Regions from separate parts of the Mus musculus genome. Here region 1 is linked to region 2. A link is a contact called in ENCODE POLR2A ChIA-PET data. All regions are on one chromosome and are shown on one strand. Each heading gives the region's core, a stretch centred on a gene start or an enhancer-like site at or near the end of the contact. The rest is flanking DNA. Distances are from core to core; before and after follow the strand shown.

The links. ChIA-PET counts read pairs that join two places held with the same protein, here RNA polymerase II (POLR2A).
Region 1: POLR2A ChIA-PET joins it to region 2 with 13 read pairs in Patski. The contact joins the promoter of Mtmr11 here to the promoter of Plekho1 in region 2. POLR2A ChIA-PET finds 5 or more read pairs at or near these places in 2 of 5 experiments (Patski and embryonic stem cell).

What each region holds. Positions count from the first base shown.
Region 1 is chr3:96,160,530-96,163,623 of GRCm38, reverse strand. It overlaps Mtmr11 (myotubularin related protein 11), which reads right to left and starts at 1,654. Exons shown (of 17, transcript NM_181409.3): 1 at 1,366-1,654; 2 at 905-995; 3 at 411-532; 4 at 96-156. The coding sequence starts at 1,431. It overlaps Otud7b (OTU domain containing 7B), which reads right to left. Exons shown (of 12, transcript NM_001025614.1): 12 at 2,495-3,094.
Region 2 is chr3:95,994,018-95,997,272 of GRCm38, reverse strand. Plekho1 (pleckstrin homology domain containing, family O member 1) reads left to right here and starts at 1,434. Exons shown (of 6, transcript NM_023320.2): 1 at 1,434-1,502; 2 at 1,605-1,751. The coding sequence starts at 1,476.

The sequences.
Region 1 (3,094 bases), core at 405-2,904, 170 kb before region 2:
AGCATTTCCTCCACTCCACCCTGCCCCAGCCCTCAGTCTTCTGAGAACAGAAGGTAGAGACTCAAATGCCCCTTTTACCAAACCCTCAAACTTACCAGCCTCTAATCGACCAATGTTGATCAAGGCAAAATCATTTTCACTACTCAGAGGAGTATCCTAAAGGAAGCACAAGACTGATGCTACAGACATGACAGCCATCCCTGTCTTGCCTTGCTGCCTCCGCCCCTCCCCCGTAGAAGGCAGCTTCCATAGAAATAATTCTACCATTTACTGATACATTCACAAGAAAAACAGAGCATTGCTATGTAGCCTAGGTTAGCCTGGAACTCTCATGGTCTTCCATCTCAACGCCCCACCCCCCAACTGCTGGGACACCGCACCAAGCTTTTCTATTACACTAATCACCTCACCTGCTTTCGCTGCCATCCACAAGGCTGGAAGGTTACCCTAAAGTTAGTGCAGATCAGAGTTCCAGGCAGGTCTAGTCCTGGCCCTTTCCTTCGTCCTGGTGCCCATGCTAGGATATGCTCCCCTAAAAGGGAGAAAGAGAAGCAAAGGTCTAACTATCCCCAATGCTGCCCCACACTTCTATGTGGCTACTCGTCTATCCTTAGATGTAAAATTGAAGGAAAAGAATAGACTTTTTTTTTTAACTTCTAAAACCCTGCATAGAACGTGGCACATATACACTCACTGGTCTTTGGATAGTTAATAAGAAAAGTGGTAGCCGGGGTGAGAAAGCAGAATGAACAATGTCCAGGCCTTCCACAAGCTCTGAGGAAGGAGGCAGGAGAATGAGTCTCAGAAACACTTCGAGGAAAGGAATAGGGAGTATCTTTGGTGAAAACAAAAAAGGATGGGGTAGGAAGACTTTTAAAGGAATCTAGAGAGGTCATTTTATTACCTGGGAGACAACCAGAGGCCAGGCAGCTGCCAAGCTGATGACTGCTGGGCTCCGGCATCCTGTTCCCTGGGTTAGACTTCGGTCCAGAGAGCTGAGCAGGGGAGAGAGTTAATCTGGGACCCCCTAAACTCAGAATCTGGGATTTCTCCAGTAGCTGCCTTTGGAGACCCGCATTGAGTTCATTTGTTCGGGTTCTTCCCCCCCCCCCCCCCCCCCTTCTCTGCTCTGCTCTCCTCTCCTCTCAGGGAAATTGAGATCACTGACTGCGGCTGGCAGACAAGACAAGGAGGGGCTGGTTAATGGATAATGAGACAACTCGAGACTGAAAAAGGCAGACGAGCTCCATAACAGTTGATAAAACAGATACACCCTCCTCCTCTGAATCCTTTCCTTCCCCTTTAATTTCCACAGCATCCCATTCACACTCTCTTGTTAGCTACCCTCCCATTCCTTTTCCTTACCCCCATCTCTGGCTCCTCCTTCTGGGGGGCAATGTTGAAACTCTGGCCCCGGCCCCCCCACCACATTTCCCTGGCTCCATCCGGGAGTAGAGCAGCTAAGGGTGGGAGTCCTCAAAGATGCTGGCTCTTTTTGGGGAGAGGCTAAATCCTAGAGGTGGGGAGAAAGAGGCTGGGGAGGACGCAGCGGTAGCGGCATTTCGGATACCAGGAGCACAGTTCCAGGGGTCTTATTTGAAAGGTGTGTCCTGCCCAGACAGGGGAGGCTCTTTGGAAACTTCGGTGACTCTAAGAGAACAGGCAAGATGCCCAGCCCCTTAAAGGAGAATACGCAATTTTTTTTTTCAAAGTAGAAAGGAAATGGAGGAGCTTAAGAAAGATGGGAGGAATGGGGGAACTGGGGATACCCAGATTCCCTTAACCCACATCCACATTTTAGTCTCTTTCTGTTCGTGAATATTAGTGGGTGTGACGAGGGGAGCAGTAGTTAAATGAAAACATTTTGGGCTAGCTCTCTATACTTTTTCAATGAGAGATGAAACACTAGGAAACTCAGTTATTTTGGTTTCGTTTATTCATGGGTTTTGTGATTTTGTTCATTTTCAGCCTCCTCTGACAACCTAACGGGTTGAGAAGGGGACATAAAGGGAACTGAACCTTGTGTCCTTTTCTGGAGAGCGTGACAGGCCCAGGGGCAGAATGGAGTGGACGGAAATTGGTGTGTCTGGGATGCAGACACAGCACAGGTATTTTGGTGTGCAAATCTCGGCAGTGGGGCGGGAGCTAGAAAACCCAGAAAAAGATCGTGGTATATCTAAACCAGCCTTTGCGCCCGGCGAGCGCACCTCCCCACTCCCGCAGCCACCTATTCCTATGGAAAGCCCAGCCCCAGGTACATGACTCCGCCCCTCCAACCCAGTCACCAGATCTCCTAATGAATGATTCATGTTCTGGACTTTGAAAGCTAAGGACTGGAAAACTCTTTTCAGCTCCAGGATCACATTTCCCCCTCCTTCCCTGCTGAATTTAAAAAGCAAAGATGGGGCTGTAGGGCACTGAACAGAGATGCTAAGGAGGGCAGCTTGAGGGCAGCATGTTTCAACACGGAGAAGACAGGAAATGAAATACAAAATAGGTGTTAATGAGCTGCTGTTTTATTGTTTTTGAGTCTGTACAGAGGCAGCAATCCTTAGGTGGGGGCCGTGACATTCAACACTCCCTTCCCCACAGCACACATCCTTCCAGCCTCAGCTTCCAAAGTTCTCTTTGTTGGCTGCAACTGTGGAAATAGTGAACTAGCATGAGCAGAGACTGGAACAAACAGGTATGTACTTGCTAGCAAGCTGGTCTAGACGCCTGATTGTAGAAGTCCTAAAGACTGCTGGTCACCACCACCCCACCACACACCTCAATGCTTCTGGAATAAAGTATGTAGTAAGGAACAGCTTAGGAACAGGTGTGCCAAAATCCCATGACCTACTTTTCTTCTCCCCACCACTTTCCTCCGAAAGCCTCATTCTGTTCTTTAATATCTTGAGGTATGGGAACAGCAGAATATAGAGGGAATGGTCAGGACGGAGAGAAGTGATGTGATCATCGCCTAACCAGAAGCACAAAGGGGCTGCAGTTGAGGATTAGGTTAACAGGAAGACTCTCACCACCTGCAGCACAAATGCAGATAGATGTCCACTGGATGGAAAGGGGATAGAGAGGCAAGGAGCTGTGTCAGATT
Region 2 (3,255 bases), core at 185-2,684:
GGTAGGCTGTGTAAGACCTTGTCATAAGCCCAGCAGTGATGGCCTGGCCTACAGAGTGAGTTCCAGGACAGTCATGGCTACACAGAGAAACCCTGTCTAGGAAAAAAACCAAAACCAAAACAAACAAACAAACAAAAAAGACCTTGTCTTATTAAAAAATAAAGACAAAATAATCCAAAGCATTCTTACCTGCTCAGCCAACAAGTTCCCAAAAGCTCATTCCCTCAGCTGTGCCCTCATGCTAGTACATAGGCTCCCTCCTAAAGCCTTTCTCAGTCATTTCTTTGCCCTTTAAACAGGCCAGTACCAAACAGAGATGAGGAGGAGATAGTCTGTAAAGTGTGCTGTGTGTGTAGGGGGTAGTCTGCAAAGTGTGCTGTGTACACGTGTACAAAGTCTAAAAGGCAGACCCGGGTTAGAAAACCTCTATGCTAACTCATGTAACAGCAGTGTGTCAGTTTGAGCATGACAAATGGTTCCCTGTGCTGGACTGATCTTTTCCCAAGGGATAATATCCTCACTCTTATATGCCTTACAAAATGGTACTCGACATTCTAAAGTGCCAATATAAGAGCATTTTGAAAGCATAAAGTTCTGTATCCACCTGAAATAGAAGTCAATTATATGGCTAGTGAGATTGCAGGACTGGGAAGCACGGTGGGTCTAAGAAGAGGTATCTTTCTTGATAAATTCTCTCCCAAAAAGCCCAAACATCCTCCACTCCTCAAACCACAAACTTACCAACACTTCATCTTGGACGTCTCTGGGAAAAAATAATTCCCCTGCTCTGGGCTTTACTCATTCGTGGTGGTTGTGTTTACCATACACCAGGTTTATTAGCTTACTGTCTGGTAGTAATTGAACCTAAAAGACACAGTTGGGTCCTCGCGGGCTTTCATGGGTCAGCTGATCCTCCTTTTACCAGGTAGGGGAACAGAGACCCAGGAGTGGTGAGGAAAGCCGCGCTCAAACTTGGGCTCCCTCCAAGCCACATCAGAAACACAGGACTCAGAAGAGCTCGCGGTCCGAGCGTCCTCCGGGCCTCCCCGCCGCTGCACGCGTGTTTACCGCAGGCCTCGCGGGGCGCTCACGTCCGCCCGGCAGTAGGTCGAGAGTGGAGACTCCCGGGGCTCCGCCAGCCGGAGTCTGCGGGTCCGAGGCGGCCGCTCTCCCACGGCGCCTCCGCTCCATCCCGCTCGCCACGCCTCGGGCCCGCCCCCACCGCCGCGCCTCCCGGTTATCCGCTCGCGCCTCCGCCGGGTGCCGGGTCGGAAACAAAGGCGGGGGGCGGGGAGCGCACGGCGGCGGCGCCGCGGTCCGCCCTTCATTCGGAGCCCGCGACGTCAGCGGCGGTGGCCGGGGCCGGTGCGGCGGGGGCGGGCATGGGCGACGGGGGCGGCGGGGGCAGCGGGGGCCCGGCCTGCGGCTAGCACGAGCCGCCGAGCGAGCAGCGGGCGCGGCCGCCCGATCCCGCCATGAAGAAGAGCGGCTCCGGCAAGCGGGTGAGTGCGCGGCGCGCGGACAATGGGGCTGGGGCTGGCGGGGGGGGCGGGGAGGGCGCAGAGACCAGTCTGAGCCGCCGCTCCTCGTCTCGCCCCGGGCAGGGGCCTCCGGATGGAAACCATCAGTCTGCGGCGCCCGAGAAGGTCGGCTGGGTCCGGAAATTCTGCGGGAAAGGGATTTTCAGGGAGATTTGGAAAAACCGCTATGTGGTGCTGAAAGGCGACCAGCTCTACGTCTCCGAGAAGGAGGTAGGCGCCCGCCCTTGCGCGAGCCGTCGGGACCCTGTCCCCACGGCGGCTAGTTCTCCGGCTTGCCCCGCCTCCATCTCTGCAAGTTCAGGGGTCGCAAAAGTCCTGTGTCTGCAGAAAAAAGTCACCCCCGAGTGAGAGAACCTGAGTGGGGTTTAGGAGTTTACTTATTTGATGTGCCTTTGCGGACACCTTTCTCAGAAGTTCTGACATCCGCCGCCTCTCCCTCTATTCTGGCCCCCTAAAATACGGTTGGGGGTTTTGGTGGGGTTTGTTTTTGTTACACACTGGTATTCGTATCCCTCGATCCTTCCTGTCTTCCCCACCCCAGCCCACCACTCTCTCCGTTCCTGCGGGGGTTGGGAGGGAGGAGGGCATATGTAGGTCCCCTGAGTAGCACAGTCTCCCTAAATCATAGAAAACACAACTTGGAGGCAGTCTCTGGGACCAGGGGTAGAGCAGCGGTGAATGCCGGATTCTTGTAGGAGCTAGCATCCTGAACCAGGCTTGTTCCTCACCGTCCACTCCACTTAAAGGGTAAAAAGAAAAAAGAAAAAAAAAATTCAAGGAACTCATATTCTGCCCATCTTTATTTGTAGACAGGGGGAATGGAGTTAGGACTGTGAGCGCCTGTGTGTGTGTCTCCATGGCTTTGGCTCTGTAGTTTTACAGGAAACCACAGCCCGGCACATGGGGTCAGAATATAAAGCCAGGTCGTGGAATCCAGATCCCTTCCCCCTTTGTGAAGCCCCAACTCTTGACTCAATAACAAGAATGCTGAGAAACTGAACTTGCTTCCCTGTGACTGTCTGATCATGGTGGCCTGTTCCTGTCCCTTTCAGACTGGCCCTTCCTCCCTTGCCTGCCCTCACCCAAAACCAACCGAGTGGGAAGCCCTCCCTTAGCTCTAACCTGTTCTGCTTTTGTCACTAGACACTTGTTTTCTGCCCTTGTATTTGGGTAAATAAAGCCTTTTATGGTGTCGAAGCAGATACACTTGCAGCTGGAGAGCTGTACTCATCTCAAAGCAGTCTACTGAGACAAGCAGAGAACTAGTGTTGAGCCCCCAGGCCCCTCTTGAAGGGGCCAAAACATAACGGTTGGAGAGGCCTCAGAGCAAGCTAAGGGAAGCCTTGACCGAGTGTGCTCTCGAGGGCCACTGCTACCTGCTCTCGAATCCTACAGAGAGCTCCCCCAACGATTCTCTTGCTTTCTATTTTTGTTTATTTTAAAAGCAGCAGTGGGTGTCACCTCATATCTCCTGTCTTCCCCGAACTTCATAATGCCAGGAAATGTAGTTAGCAATCAGGAAGGGCTTCCTACAGGTCCGAGGGGAAACCAGAGGACAGTGAAGGGCTACAGAAACAAAACAAGGCCTTTTCCCCTTCTTATGTTTGTCTAAAAGGCAGAACCTGGTGTGAGAGGGAGAGATGCAGAGCAGAGAGAAGATAGGATGACCTCAGCCTAGAGTGTCCGCTGTCCTCTGACTCAGGAGCATCTGACT